Linked DNA regions of Homo sapiens: region 2 is linked to region 1. Evidence: chromatin loops called from intact Hi-C (ENCODE). Cell type or tissue: mammary epithelial cell. All regions are shown on one strand.

What was found. Hi-C counts contacts between places; a loop is a spot of excess contacts. Peaks named below come from ENCODE experiments on the same cell type or tissue, not always from the same donor. Only the 100,000 strongest peaks of a DNase experiment are listed, where the experiment ranks them.
Region 2: it touches region 1 in a loop (5-fold over the local background); 10 of 110 quality-filtered maps call a loop at or near these places.

The regions. Positions count from the first base shown.
Region 1 is chr3:13,654,044-13,662,043 of GRCh38, reverse strand. The region is part of intron 1 of LINC00620 (long intergenic non-protein coding RNA 620); the gene reads right to left. It overlaps LOC100293612 (a long non-coding RNA gene), which reads left to right and starts at 7,866. Exons shown (of 2, transcript XR_110033.3): 1 at 7,866-7,953. RefSeq lists an enhancer at 7,010-7,510. In mammary epithelial cell, CTCF peaks have their summits at 4,022 and 6,554 (motif pointing left); no DNase peak of the experiment used is centred here.
Region 2 is chr3:14,475,771-14,483,770 of GRCh38, reverse strand. SLC6A6 (solute carrier family 6 member 6) reads right to left here. Exons shown (of 15, transcript NM_003043.6): 11 at 6,429-6,566; 12 at 5,203-5,305; 13 at 4,586-4,686; 14 at 1,930-2,100. Among named protein-coding and RNA genes, the nearest start is that of GRIP2, 61 kb to the left of the region's middle. In mammary epithelial cell, no CTCF peak of the experiment used is centred here; a DNase peak (open chromatin) is centred at 3,300.

The DNA of each region.
Region 1 (8,000 bases):
CTGTGGCTTCAAGGTGCTGCACACCTTCTGGCCATGTGGCCTCTCTGATCGCCCTGCACCCAGTCTGCTACTCCCCGGCCTTGCACAGTATTCAAGCGCACCAGGCCCATGCCTGCCTGGGGGCCTCTGCCTGGGATGTGCCTACCGCCTGGAAGGCCCCTGTCTCAGACGCCTACTTGGCTCACTCCTCCTCTTGCAAATGTTTGCCCAAGAGTCACCTTTCCAGTGAGTCTGTCATTGACCATCGCCTCGCCATCACTCCAACCCCTGCCATCTCTCCCACCCCACTTCCTGCTTGGGTTTGTTCCCTAGAGCTTAGTGCAGGCCATTTATTTGCCTATTTGTTTTGTTAATTGACTGTATTAATTGACTCCTGGAGGGCAGAGACTTTTCCTTTGCCCAGGGCATATGACAGTGTAGGCCCAATCAGATCATGGCCTCCACCTGCCTCCAGAACAGGCATTAAAATGCCCCAACCTCCTAAAGGCCAGAACCTACACAAAGTAGGTACAAAATTCATACTTGACTCAGAACCGAGAGGCCATCAGATGGAAGCTCAGCTCTGACCCTGATAACCCCCTCCGCACCCACTTGGGTGCCTGGAACTTGTTCTGGGGCGCCCTTCACCCCCTAGTCACCCGTCAGCGGAGCCAGACCTCTGGAGTCTGCACAGACAACTCTGCCTTAAAAACAGCAGGCATTCCTGGGCGCCCCCCTCCCACCACCCCGGCCCCGGGGCTCTAGTGCACACAGGCACGTGTACAAACAGGCCGGCAGGAGCAGATTCCAGGAGCTGAGGGAGCAGCCTGCGAGCCCAGAGAGGCTGCCCACCAAGGGGCACCAGCAGCCCCCGCCCTGCGACAGCCCCACATCTGCTACCTGTGCTCCTCGGCACACACGCCACACACACACGCCACATACACACATGCATGCACACATGCCATGCACACACACACACTGTGTTTGGAAATTCCAGAATCTTATAATTTTGAAAACTCATTTATTTCAGCTTAGCCCACATTCTGTTCTTAAAGCCTGGGTCATGGAAAACTGTGCCTTTCCAGAGCCTCAGAATCTCCAAGACTCAAAGCAGAAGGACCCGACGAGATTGTCCTGTGGCAGAGTCAGCTGGTAGACCCCAGGACAATCCTCCCCTTCTTTCCCTGAATTTCAGCTGGGCTCCCAGAATAAAGCCCTCACTTTCAGCCTCTCTGGCATCTAAGGGTGGCTGTGTGATGAAGCTCTGATCAGTAGGATATAAGCAAAAGTGTCCCACATCAGCTTCCAGGAGCCTTTCCTAAAAGACATCTGATACCCACAGTCTGTCCTTTTTTCTTCTTCCCTCCTACTTAGAACTTAGATGTGATGGCTGGAACTCTGGCAGCCATCTTGGACCACAAGGACCAGATTTCCTCCTTGGTTAGGTGGAGCCAGGAGCTAGAAGGAAGCTGTTCCCCATGCCAGATCTGTACCACCTACCTTGAGGCTTAAATATGAATGAGATAGAAATTTCTCCTTTCTTGAAGCCATTGTTCTTTGGGTTTTTCATTTACAGTCCAACCCTCCTATTGCATAGATGGGGCAAGTGAGGCCTGAGTCAGGCATTGACCCATGCGATGAGTCAGGGCAGAGCCAGGGCAGAACTAACAGCACCTGCCTTGACCTCTTGTGAGCCCCTAGGATACCTTGGTTCTGACTCACCCTTAAGTCTCAGGACTAGAGGTCTTCAGGGGTCCAACAGCCCAACACCTGCCCCTTTCACAGCATTACTGGCAGATGGTCAGCCAGGTGCTGCTTGGACATCTCAGGTGACTGGGAGAATGGTTCCTCCCTCCCAGTCCAGCCCAGTCCTGCTGAGTTCCAACTGGGAAACCCGGGCCACACACAGAGGTGGAATTGGCCTCCAGTCCTTGGCCCCAGCTTACCCTCTGGGCTCACGCAGGGGCAGAGACCAGGACTCCCTGAGGCTGCTTCTCTCCAATCTCATGGGCATTTGCTGCCCTGCCACTCTCTGAATTCTGCTTTTGGGAAGAAGTTCAAGCAGGAGAGAGCAGGGAAGAAAATACAGACTCATTGGGGCCTTCTCAGACTCTGGGCTTTGATCTCAGTGGATAACAGAGCAGCGGAAGCTCACCCAGGCCTCCCATGTCACAGGAAGGGACCCAGCGCGTGTTGAGCCCTGGCTGTAGACCATGTAGAGCACTGAGTGCTTTTCATACACTGTCTGCTTCAATTTCCATACAATGCTCTAAGGAAGGCCCAAATATTCACCCCATTTTACAGATAAGGAAACTGAGGTGCAGAGAAAGTTGCCTAGGATGGCCTTGCTAAAACATTCATCTTCCACCCAGGTGTGTCCCACTCCAAGATGTGCACTCTTTCTGGGCCCAACCATGCCCCTCAAACCTCGAGCAGGTCTCAGTGCTGGGTCTGCCACTGGCCCACTGCTCCTCAGCATCCCACGCCCACCCCACGTCCCAGTCAGGACAAGACTCCAACTTGCAGCAGAAATTATGAATAAGGCAAAAGAAAGTTGTCCTGGCCCCTGTGCATGCCTTAAGTATTTAAATTCTTTTTCATAATTATCTCAAATAGTAATTATTGCAGGAGCAATGCGCTTATCGCAGACATGAAACCACCTGCCTTCCCATTTTTGTCAAAAGTGGAAACACTGACATTATTTTTGCGATTCGTTTCAATAGCTGTTTTCACTGTAAATACCACCTTAACCACAAGAAAAATACCCCGGGAGACGCTGGAGGTATTGGAGGTTTCAGAGGAATTATTCCAAGAGGGCTGTGGGTGTCTCCCAAGCACACAGAGAGAAAGGAACATGGAAAACTGTTTCCTCTCCAAGCCAAGGGGGAAAGTGCACCCCGGGGAAAAGTCCCGTGGAAGGGGGCTCACAGGTGCCCCCCCAAGTCCCCTTCCTCCTCTCTGCATCCAACTGCCATCCACACTGCCACCTCCACCCACCCACCCTGGGCTGCCCACCTACTGGAAACACCTCATTCCCTCTGAAAAACATCAAAATCAGGAGGCTCCCTCCCAGGCACCATCGGGAACTAGGGGCCGCAGCTCCAATAGGAAGTTCGAAGAATTCAAAGACTAGAAGGGACCAGATTTCCAAGAATGCAGCTTTCCAAGATTACACAGTCTGGCATGGGTGTGGGCGGGGGGAGGTTGGAGAAGAAAAAGGAACATCCGGAGCTGCAGCCTGAGAAACCACCTGCCCTAGAAGGGAGGGCCCCAAGACATGGTTGGATGAGCCGTGAAGGGAAGCAGGCATCTTGGATTCTAGTCCTATGCCTGCCACAGGGTGGCCTTGGCCAGGCTGCCAACCCTCTCCCGACCTCAGCGTCCCCATCTGTCAAATGGACAAAAGTCTTGAGGGGACCCCTGGGCCTCTCATTCCTGGTGAGTATATGGTGGGCAAACACCTCTTCTTCCCAAGCTTCAATGTTCTCCTCCGAATAGCAGGTCTCTCCCGACTCTAAGCCCCCAGGTCATCAATGCAATTGTCATGATTACTAGTTATTGTCACTGGGCATTGACTAAGTGCCAGGATCTGTGCATGCATTATGCATGTGTACCTGGCATACAGAAGATCCCCACACCATAGTCCTACCATCACTTTACGAGGGTGGAAACTGAGACTCAGGGAGTTGCCCAAAGTCACACAGGTAGTTGTGTGAGGCACACATGGTTGCAAGAAGACAACGTTCCCGAGCACTTGCGATGTACCCCCCTAGAGATGAAACTCTGCTTGCTGCCACTTCACAGATGCAGGCATGGAGGCTTGAAGAGATGAGCCTTCCAGAGCAGTGGAGTGGAGCTGTAATTTCAGCAGGCACTGTTCATGCTGCTTAGGAGGGAGGAACTTTCGAAGAGAGATGTGATGCTGGGTACAAAGAAGCAGCAAGGGAGGGGTCCTGTCTCCAGCCCCGGCTACCTGGGAGTCCCCAGGGTGCTCAGATTCAGTCCTCACCCTCCGCCCTCGTCCCAGCCGTGTTCTCTGCTGCCTCCGTGTGGTCGCTGGGGTTGACGCAGCCTTCCGGAGCCACGCAGCTCTGGGGCTGTGGAGCTTTGGGGCTGTGGAGCTCTGGGGCTGTGGAGCTTTGGGGCCGTGGAGCTTTGGGGCTGTGGAACGGGCTTGAGTAAGGAAGGGGTGACTGCACCGGGCAGAAGGCAAGAGGGCACTGGGGTGCAGGGCACAGTACTGCCCGGGAGTCTCGCTCACTACACTCCAGCCACGCCTCTTGTCAGCACATTCCCACTTCCCAGCCTTTGCTCCTGCAGGTCCCTCTGCCTGGCGCACTCTTCGCTTCGCTTTTCACATCATCCCATTTCCCGCCCAATGGCAGCCCCGCTGTCTAACCAAGGCCCCTCGCTGGTGCCCTCTGACCCCAGTCCTGCTTTGTTGTTCATCTTCCTACTTGTCTCCATCTAATGTCATACTATCGATTTGTTTATTTGTTGACTATCAAATTCTCCAGTAAAATAATATCAGCTCCAGTGTCTGGCACACAGTAGGTGACCGATAAAGACTTTTGGAAAAATAACTGCATGAACATTTCCACTAAATAGCTGTCCCAACTTGTTCACCCCCATACGGCAGCTATGAGTAAAACTGGGAGACTTCTTCATAAGCTTGGGACCTGTCTTCCCAAGGTCCCGGTCCTGCCCACAGATCTACCAGCTCCTCCTAACCCTTCTGCCCCAGGACAACCCTGCAGAGAATTAGGGACAGCAGTGGGGACCCCCTCCAAGCTGAGCCACCCCATCTCCTGACAGAATGCTGTCTCCAGGGCTTGCTGTTCATCTCAGGGTCCACTGATGTGTCTGGAGCTGAGCATAGGAGCCAGAGAGCTCAGAGAATAAAGCAAAACTGGATGTCCCCTCCCTCGTTGCAAGTATAGACCTTTGGTAATGTGGCCTGACAGACACAGTCATCCACTCAACAAATATATCTTCATGCTGCTCCATGCTGATACAGAGGGGTCTATAGAAATGAATCAGGCATGGACATTGCTCATGCAAGAGACATACGGGCTTGGCCCACTTCGTCCTACACACCTCTGTCTGGCCATGTGGCTTTGGGCAAGTCCCTTATCCTCCTCTGCTTCAGTTCCATGTAGGTACAGTGCGAGGCTACTGAAGATGGTCACAAAGCCCCCATCTCACTGATGTTGAACCTGTCCCTGCTCTGAATCTGTGCCTTCATAAGCACCCACACCTGGTGTGCCCACCTGCCCCCTCTCCAACTACTGTTCACCTCCCACTTGCTGCTCAGGGCATGGAAGCCACAGCAGGGAAGAGGGATGGATGGCTCAGGGGACAACCAGGGGCACCGAGGGCTGCCCTCCACCTGCCCAGCACCTTTCGAGGATGGCCCGACAGCTGTTGTCATCACTCTCTCCTGGGAAGAAGGAGACAGCCGGCCCAGTCTCCCCATGAAAGCCTCCCTTGCTGTGTGATAAAGTAGGGGAGACTCCTCCCCATGTTTGCTAAGCACCTATGTGTGCTACACCCCATCCCTGACGTGCCCCGCATGAGAGGCAGCAGTGCCCATTTTACAGATGGGGAGCCTGGGGCTCAAAGTGTTTTGCAACTGGCCCCTGCCACCTAGCTGGTTTGCATCTCCAAGGCCTCAGTCTTGGCCTGGCACAGACTTCACCACTGTGGCTCAATGTACTGGGGCCTCTCATTTTCCTTTTCTTCCCAGGAAGAGAAAATTTTGGACCAAATATTCCCTGCAAGGTAGATCCTGCTATCTTTCTCAAGACCCTGAATCTCTGTGCTCCAATGTAAGTCTCTGGGCTCCTGACCCTGTGAGTCCAATCCACTGTAGCGAGTGATGGTAATCATCACCTCGGGTGCTGTGCTAGAGCTTAACTGCACTGGGTGTCCAGTCCTTGCCACAACCCGATGGGGCTGGTACCATCAGCAGCCCCATCTCACAGATGGGAAACCTAGGCCCAGAGAAGTTAGGGGACTTGCCTGGAAAATGGCAGAGCTGGGATTTGAACCCAAGCCATCCGGGTGCCTCATGGCTACACTGTACTGAAACTCTGAGGGCAGGGGTCCTGAATTCTGCCGCTGAGATTCCAAAGCAGCGATATTATAGACACCTAAGAGAGTGTCATCTCCTTAATGGGATGTTCCCGGGACTTCCTCCTCCTGCTCTCTGGGAAAGCCTTCAGGCCCAGAAAAGGATGGCACCTGTCTGTGCCTTCCAGAGAGGTGGCCCAAGGCGCCCTGCAGTCTCTGGTTATCTCTGGGCAGCCACTCCCCTCGAAAGTGCGAGGGGGAGGTGGCTCCCTGGAGGAGGGGTCCCCTAGGGTTAGCTTGGCAGGTCCCTCCAACCCAGGTCCCACTCACACAGGCACTAATGGCACTAATGGGGGAAGCCAGGGCGGAGCGTCGAGGGGACCATCACGCGCCCCAGGGGCAGTGGGCAGACGCAGCAGGGCAGGCGGCCGGCGCGGATGGGTCTTGGGCGCGCCTGGGAGACCCTCAGGCCTCGCGCGTCCCCGGCGCCGCAGCGGCCCCTGGCGGCGGGCGACCTCCGGCTGAGGCCCTGGCCTTGGGCGCGGGCGGGCCCTTCCTGCTTAGCTGGACGCGCCGGGCGGCCGGGGCGCCGGGAAGAGGAAAAGGCGCTCAAGGCCCGGCCGGGAGCGGCTCGGGGACGGCCGCGGGCGGGCAAGGGCGGAAGGCGGCGGCCGGGCGGCTGCCAGCGGGAGGAACCGGCCCCTTGGCCGGCCGAGCCTCGCCAACTGCTGGAGGGAACCGTCCCCACAGGGGCCTGGCGTCCCGGCCCCAGCCCCGGCCAGGGGCTGCGGGTTGAGCCCGTCGGAGAGCCTGGCGGGCTGGAGAGCGACCACCCGGGATCAGGGACACTCCTGCTGCAGCGCCGTCCTGGGGCTACCTGGGCAAGGAGTTGGCATCCCATCGCCCAGCTGTGCTCACGAGCAGGTCCCCCTTCCTGTATCGCCCGGCCCTAAGGGGGAACCTGAGGCAGACGGGATGTCTCCAGTTGTCGCCACGCCTAGGGCTGCCATGTGTCACTCCCCGCCAAGCCCACATCCTGCCCCAGTGGGCATGGGAGCAGGGAGGTGGGCCAGGCACTGGTTTGATCAAAGCGGAGCTGTGTGCAGAGGGAGTGCCAGGGCTAGGGGCACAGAGGACGATGGGGGAACTGTCTAAAGCCACTTGAGGTGAGAACACACTCCTGCTTCCCGGTGCCCTGGGTCCTGATGCCCCTGACCTTCCACTCCTAACCTGGTACACTGCCCTTTCATCATCTGCTTTACAATCTAGTGAAGCAAATTGCAAGCTGGGGGCTGGGAGCAGGACGGCCAGAGCAGGGCCAAGTAGAGGCTACTGGCCCCTCAAGAAGCACAGACTCCTCCACAGAAGGGGGCCCCCCAGAAAGCAGGCCCTGGGTCTAACAAAGGGAGGCGGATGCTGCCTCTGCTGGAGCCTCCTGCCTCTGTTTCCATGGCAACCCCACTTCCAGGACAAAGCAAAGGCTCAGCATTCCCAGGACACGTGAGCGGGCAGGGAGAGAGCCTGGGCCTTACGGAACAGAAGGGGAAACTGAGGCCCAGAAGGGCAGCAACTTGCTCTCAGTCCCCAGGACATGGCCCGGTTTCCCCCATCACAACACCCATCATGCCAGGGTCTGTCTCCCAGGGGCCCCCAGATTATACTCCTGCAACTAAATATATTAAGCAATAGCCACAAGTGAACGTGCCTTGAAGACACTCATACAAGAGTGAGGAGGCGGATGCCAGGCGTTGGGAAGGGTATTGTAGATATGGCAGTCAGCACAGGCCACTCTGACGAGGTGACATCTGAGGAGAGACCTGAGTGACGGGAGGGAGGGAGCTTTATGAACACTGAAGCCAGCATGTGCCAGGCAGAGGGACCGGCAAGTGCAAAGGCCCCGAGGTGGGAATGGGCTCACTGAGCTGTGGACACGGCAGAGAAAGGGGAGG
Region 2 (8,000 bases), 820 kb before region 1:
ATTTGAGGCTGTGATTGAGCCACTGCACTCCAGCCTGGGCAAAGGAGCAAGACCCTGTCTCTATTTTTTTTGTTTTTAAATCCAGTTTTCCATCTTTTCTTGAAAAGCTGCAAGATCTGGCAACTCCAGGCCCAGGTCCCCTCCTTGTAGCACCTTCTCCAGTTTGCTCCCAGCCCTACCCCCATGACTTCCCTCACCTGAGCCACCTGCCAGCTCTCCCTCCATCACTTTGCCTCTCCACATCCATACAATGGGCTGTGCCTGGGAGGGCGGAGGAGAGTCAAACCCCCAGGCAGCCACTTGGGGCTCTGCCTACACAGGAGGCTCAGGCAGAGCTGGAACCATCCTGGGACAGAGATCTGGGTTTGCCAGAACCTGGCTCAGAGAGAAGCTCATGGCTGGGAGGACACCTTGATGACTTGTGCAGGTGGGAGCCCCTGAGGGGCACATAAAGAAAGACAGACAGATGGTGGCTCAACTGCCTTCACAGGGGCCTTTGGTGAAGTCAGACTGGCACAGGAGGACGGGGTACCAGTGTGGGGTGAAGCCTGCCCTCACCCACTCCCCCACCTCTTTCCCCCATGCCAACCCCACTCCACCCAAACTTCTAAATGTGGGCTGGACCAATATTTTAAAATGAGGCTTTGAAGGACACCAAGTTAGTGACCTGTTGGGTGTCCCCCTGAACCAATGGTATGTAATTGCTTTGGGCACTCACCAATCAGAGCAGAGACCCCTAGACCAATCAGAACCTTTAGAGACCCCTTGCTGTGCCCTAATGAACCCTTTGGCTTCTGGACAGTAAGGACATTCTGGAAACTCTGGTTGGGTTGGCCTGGAGTATTGTGGGGTCACCTGGAGGGCTCGGGACAGTCACTGTTCCCTGCCTGTCCCCAGGCCCAGTATTTCAGTCTGTTAACAGCTCATAGGGCCATTTAGCGTTCTGGCTAAAGACTGGTTGGGGTGCTGCCCTCTGTCCTCTGAAAAAATAGAATGGGTCAAAAGCTCCAGGATAACCCCAGGGGCCCCCCCAGTTTCAAGGATTTCCTCCTGCCCTGCCAGCTTCCTCAGTCTCCCCTCCCTCCCCTGCCACCAGCACCACCTCCAGGCCATTCCCCTGCCCAGGAGGAAACAGGACCCAGCCCAGCAGGGAGCCAGGGCCCCAGGACATCCTGGCTCCAGATTTTTAAAAGAGAATAACAATAAAAACAGCCCAGAACAAAACAGTGCACTCTTGGAGCCAGCCCAAGCTCAAAAGGTTAAGGGAGATTCTGAGAAAAGAATTTCTTGGAAAGAGTAGGGCCTTTGCCAGGGCCTGGGATCTCCAGGGCTGTTGGAGGAATTTCTGAGAGGAGGCTGAAGGTAGGTGGGGCCAGGGGAGGCCCCAGCAGGCACAGAGGCAGAGGTCTGGCTGCCGCCACAGATCCGGAGAAGACCCCAGCATGGGCTGGGATGATCCTAAATTTGGCTCCTCAATAAAAGAAGGCATCTGGGTGGGGCTCAGGCTTCCTCCCTAGGCTCCTGGCTTTGTCCCACCGCTTCAGGAACATGGCCCCACTGGTCCCAGGATAAAGCCCCAGCTCTTAGCTTGGCATCCAAAGCTACAGTCACCTCTCCAGCCTCACTGCCCACCCCAACTCTGCCAACACCAGGAACACCTTCCCTCTCACATTCTCCATCTGGCAAGTTCCTCCTCACCCCACAGCCCGGCTTCCAATGTCTCCATAAAGCCTTCTCCCATGTGAACTCTACTTGCTTCCCGTCTTCCCACAATGCACTCTGCTGCCCATAAGCTGAACCACTGGATGGGTGAGGGAACTATGGCTCAGAGAGGGCAGGTGACTTGCCTGAGATCACGCAGCAAACTGACAACAATCACCTTTGGCCTCGCGCCTCCCACCTCCCCTGGCCCTGGGCCCAAGCACTTACCACAAGGAACGGCCCCTCAGTCTGGCAGAGGCGGATGACGATGACCAAGGGAACGCAGAGCATGGAGGAAAGGGCCAGGCTCCAGCCCAGCCCAATGGCCCAGTTGGGGTACACGTATGTTTTGTTGTAGGTCAGGGGTACGTACTTGACGAGCGAGAAGATGAAACATCCCTGCGGAGAGATGGGGGCAGTCAGGAGAGGGGTCCTGGGCATCGGGGGGTGGGGGGCTTCTGGGACTAGGACTGGCCTCAACCTGAGGGAAGGGTCTCTCTCCTTGGGAAAGGACTGGCTCAGAACTCACACCCCTCTCTGCTGCCATAAGGATCCCCCCCGCCCCGGTAAAAACACAGTAAGTCGTTTCCCTGCTCAAAACCCTTCTGTGGCTCCCAGTGCCAGCAGATGCAGCCCAAACTCCTCGGTGCAGCCGGGAGTGTCAGCAGAAGCTGTACCCCTTCCTCCCTCATCTGCCTCAACTCTCCCTCCGTGTCCACACTCCAGCCACCCTGAAGAATTCCTTCTAGCTCCTCTGTCACTGAACTCTGGGTCTTGGCATGGGCTGTTTCCTCTGCCTGGCCCTCTTTCCCCCACATCTTCTCATCCTAACTTGGCTCCACTGGGTCTGCCTTACTTGCCCAGGCACCACCCATACCTCTCCTTCCAGAAAGCGAGTGGTTGTAACCATCTCTTGGGCACACGTGTTCTGCCAGACTGTGAGTCTGAGAGTAGGAATGTGTGTGTCTTGTCCTAGTTCTTTAACACCCAGTGCAGCTCCAGGTACATACAACAAGTGCACCATAAGTGCTAGCAGCGTAGATGAAAGCCTTTCTTCCCCCACTGCCACCCTCCATGTCTATCTCTGAGCCACCAGCAGCAGGGGCCTGGGCACCTGAGCCTTGCCCTGTTCGGTGTCCACAGCCCAGCCCTGGGTCCATGCTAATGGCTAGTGGCCATCAGCATGCATGAATGGTGGGGTGGGGTCAGCCCTGTGCCTCTAAAGGGAGCAAAGCCCACCTTTCCCTGTGAGAAGAGCACCTAAGGCTGGCTCGGGGCTCCCGGGGCTTCTGCTTCTAGTCAGAATGACAGCATCTCTGAGGAGGGCCCAGGGTGGCCTCTGATTGTTCCATAATGTGAAAATGGCCTAACTCTTCAACACCTAGTAACTGGGATTTGACAGGAAGATGCATCTTTCTAAAGCAGAGTCGGTGATGGGCAAGGGAGAGCACTAGCCTGCAGGCATCTTTTACTGGGCACCAACTGCACGTCTGGCCCTGCTGTTGTTCCCGTCCCTACGTGTAGGGCTGTGGCTCAGATGAGTGAGTCCCAAGAGATGCTGCCCTGGGCCCTCCCAAGCAGGAGGAGCTTGAGCCAGTGCCTGCCTGTTTCCCATTCCTCTCCATGAGGGTGACCTCATCTCACCACCTGGGAATGCAGCCTATCTCTGACGTATCCAGCTCCTCAGGGAGAGAGATAAGGAAACTGAGGGTCAGAGTGCTGAGAAGAGCTGCCCACAAGCAAACATTAAACCAGGATGAGAACACAGGTGGGCCAACTAAACTCATCTCCAAAGATAAACTCACCAATTGTTGTGGTTACTGGCTCTTACCATTACTTATTTTTGTGGGAGAAAGTCTGCACTTCAGAGGAAAAGGCTTCATATGCATATTAAATAACAGTAACAGTCTAAGGTCGTCAGCTGCCACCGGGGTCCTCCTTCACAGTCTCCTGGTTTTACAAGTGGGGAAACTGAGGCTCACAGAGGGAAGTGACTTGCTTGAGGTCATATCATGAGTTAACAGCAACATTGACTTAGTCTGGCCTGATAGCAGGTCACGGAGGGGAGGGCCTATTTGTCCTCAGCACCTGTCTCCTAAATCCAAGGAATATTGGGCCATTTGTGCTCCCCATAGTGGAGCCGTGAATGGCAGGATGGATGTGGTCTCCCTGGCAATAAGCTCCAATGATCACAAGTGATTGCAAACCCTGACGGCTTTGCCATGGAGGAATTCCACTCACTGGCACCCTGGAGTGCGACCATGAAGCAGACTGCATGGGCAGGTGCCAAGGCCAACTCCAACATGGTGGGCGAGAGCATCCTCGTGGGAAGAACAACGTGGCACACTGATACCCTTGGGCCTGGGTGAGTCCAAAGCTTCCCTATCCTTGGGAGAACCCAGGACTTCCCCTCTCTAAGCTACTACCCCCACCTCTCCATGGAAACACCCCATTTCCAATGTCTATGACCTCTCTACTAGATATCCCAAAGGCCCCTCTACTTCCCCAGTGACCCAAACAGAGCTCATGCGCTCTGGAAGGTTTGGGGAAAGAATGTGCTTTCAATTCTGGATCCCCTGGATTTCTCAACATGCTCCAGATACACCCTCTTCTTTTAGGATGCCTTGGCCCCGCACAGGCTGGCTCCTCTGCCAGAAATGCCCTTCTTGTTTTCTACTCCTGACAAATTCCTACTTATCCTTCAAAACTCAACTCAAGCTAACTCCCTGGAGCAGCCTTCCTCCCCTCTCCCAGGCAGCGCTGAAGCTGGGTTTATTATAAGCCCACGCTGAACAGATGCTGCATGAAAGATGGTTTAGCGGGTGAAAATGTCAAGCCCCAGGGAGAAGAGGCCACCAGCCAGAGCCACAGAAATGGAACTCACAACACAGAGAACTGGAGTGATCACAGCCCAGCTGTACTTCATCCAGGGCCCGGGCCGATAGCCAATCATGTCCTCAATACCATCATAAAGGTTATCACCTCCTGCAAGAGACAGAGGGGGACATTTTCTGACACAGCGTTCAAGGCCAGCAGCAGCTCAGGGGCCATGAGTGGGGTCTCTGGGACCTGATCCAGGCCTCTGCATCTCCACACCATGGATATACAAGTGTGGCAAAAACAGACATTTACATGAAATTCAAATATAACTCTGCATCTTGTATTTTTCTGGCAATCTGAGGCACACTCCAAACCCTAGGTGTGCAATCTTAGGCACAGCCCAAACTCAAACCCAAGGCCTCAAGGAGATAAAAAAGGAGTATTCCAGGTCCTGCACAACCAAGTTCTGAAACTGTGAAAACATCCAGTCACACCTCACACCTTTAGCACCAGGAGGATCTTCAGTGTGGCTACAGTGAGATTATTTGTGTAGTCTAGGTAGGGAGGGCCTACTGTTCAACTCAAATTGAATTTCTGTTAGTATTCTCTGCTTCTGAAGCTTCTAAGTAGAGAAGCCCAAAGGAGAGCCTTGAGAAAGGACATGAAAAAATCTGTACTCACCATATATCCAGGCAATAACAAAACATTCAAAGAATGCAACCCACAAAAGGCATACACCGCTAGCTGCATAGTAGTCAAAGAGCTGAAACACATACATGCCACCCTGTGAAGAAAAAAACCACAGAAGGTCGATTTCCTACCTGGTCTCCAATTTCTTTCATATACAAAGAGCTCTGGCATATCAATAAGATTAAAAAAACCCAAGAGAAAAATGGACAAAGACTCTGATGACCAGATAAATATACAAAAAGATGCTCAACTTCATGTTTGACAAATGTAATTAAAAACACACATACAGATAAATGAAAGCAAAATGATGGGTCCACGGGAGCCTGCTTCCCAAGGAGGTGCTTCACACCAAGTGCAGCTGACAGAGAAGACTCCAGGGTCACCCAGCTGCTCAGTGAGTGGCCCTAAAATCTGACTTCTGGGGTGGGGGTTCTTACAAATACCTCCAGAAAAACACTTTTACTTCTGGTAAGGAAAAATGGTGAAGTGAAGCCCTGAATTGGGTTTTCGGAGAACTGTTAAATGGGACCCGTTCCTGGGGAACAGGGGAGGTGGTGGGGGGGGGCATGCAGGAGAGAGCGTGCCCTGGCTTTGATGCTAGGCTTCCATTCTTAGTACAATCTTTATCTCATCTGGCTTGCCTCTTGCTAGACACGTCTTAGACGTTCCCGTTCCCTTCTGCTCTTTGCTTCCCTTGTCTGCATCTGAAATCGCCCCTCCTCCTGGCCCCTGCTCACCCTCTGAATAGTGTATGTGCCCCCTATCAACCCATACCCACCAGGACTCGGTCCTGTGGCAGGTGACCTGCAAGGTGGTGCACCTCTACGTGGTGCTGTGGTATTTCCTGGGAGGCCTGCGTTTACCCTTGAGAATGTCTCCACCCCACCCCCAGGCCTGAGAAGGGCACACAGTCAGGGGTGAACAGAGATGTTGTGAAATGGATTTCAGCTGAAGATCCTCTTCCCAGGACAGAGGGCAGCGGGTGGTCACAGTGTTGCCACAGCAACAGGCAAAATAATTGGGTAGTTTGGGTCAGCTGTGGGCTCCTGAGCCCCCTCGTGCTACCCCCAGTGTTGGTCCAAGCAGGACCCCTGAATTGGGTGGGGCTGGGAGATGAAGCCCCTACCTGGCCCTCTCACCCAGCTGCTGCCTCCACTATGGCCTTGAGGAGGGCACTGGAGCACCAAGCCTGAAACACAGCTGAGAGAGCCACCTACCTCCGTCACCATCGTCAGCCCCAGCAGGTAGCTGATGCTACACACGAAGGCGATGAAGATTTCCCGACGATAACCCTTCCTTAGGAAGGATGGGTAAAGATCAACCAAGGATGTGATCTGTCCTTCAACTTCAACAAACTGAGGAGGGGAAGAGAGAGAGCTGGTGAGCGGCTGACGCTCAGGCCACCCTTGCCTGCTGCTCGGAGGGAAGGGCCCAGGAACACACAATGCAGGAGCAGACGTGACCATCCTTGTGTCCAGAATTGGCCTGTGAGATCAAGTCCAAGTGTGGAAGCCTGGCCTCCCTGACTGTGCCTGGGGAGTCCCGCCTGCCACTCCTCGGAGCCAGACAACGCAACATTCGGTGGTCCACACCGAGCTGGCCAAATATTCCACACCTCTGCATCTTCTCTCAGGCTGTTCCTGCCACCAGAATGCCTTTCCCCATCCTCCAAAGCTGAGCTTGAGAACAACTGCGCCTCTGAAGCCAATGCTGACCCTCTGTCCTGGCACATTCAGGGGCATATATGTGTTGCCATGACAACCTCCCTCACTGATCTCCATCCTCGTGGAAGATAAGGGTGGTATCACATTCACTTTTGGGCCTCGAATGCCGAGCCCTGCCAGACACATTGGCTGCTCAGAAAATGTGATGAATGGGTGGACCTTAGCACCAACTTGCTTGGCAGGTCAGGGGAAGTCTGAGCCTCAGTTTCCCCATCAGTGGAATGGCAGGCAGTTCAGGTCAGATTCACACAGTGGCTTTCAATCCTTTGGGGATCACAAGCCCATGAGAGGACTTTGCATGTGCGCACACACGCTGTGTGTGCTGCCTGGGACTCCAGGAACCCCTTCCTGGGCTCCCAAAGGAAAAGAAGCTGGTTGGAAAAGGCCCCTCTGTAGGTAACATTTCAGGGGAATTCTCAGTCTTTCTAAACCTTTCCATCTCGTGCCTAACCATTTATCTTGGGGGTTGTTCCACATCATTACACAGAAAGCTGCCTCATTTTTTAATTGATAAAACTCCACCCTGTGGGTAGGCATCGCCATTGATCTAATGCCCAGCTGATGGTCTCCAGACTCAGCTCTTCCTCTCCTCCTGTGTGCAGGCATCTGTGCATGTAGCACAGTCTTAAAAGAGAAGCTTTGGGGTTAAAGAGCACACAGCAGCACTTTAAATTTGGATGGCTACACCCAAACTTCCCTGCCAACCAACACACCCTCCAAGGCCTATCTGATTCCTTCAAAAGTTGAAGAGCTTATTCAACCTGGACCCAGATGTCCTTTCATCTGAACGAGGCTTTTGGGAAGGACGTTTCCCCAGCATTCCTACCAGAGAAATCTAACCCCTTCCTCCTTTGGGACGCATTGCAGGAAAATCCAGGGAAGGAACACAAACGGGGAGAAATCCCTTTCATGTGCTGACAAGGGCTGGAGAGATGAGACTGCCACCAGGAATAAGGGAAAAGACGAGCAGGAGGCTCTCAAGAGGGATCCAAGAGAAGAGGCTGCTTTTTTGACCTCTGACTCATGTGTCTGCCGCAGGGGTTTTGAACCTAAATTGCCACCGAA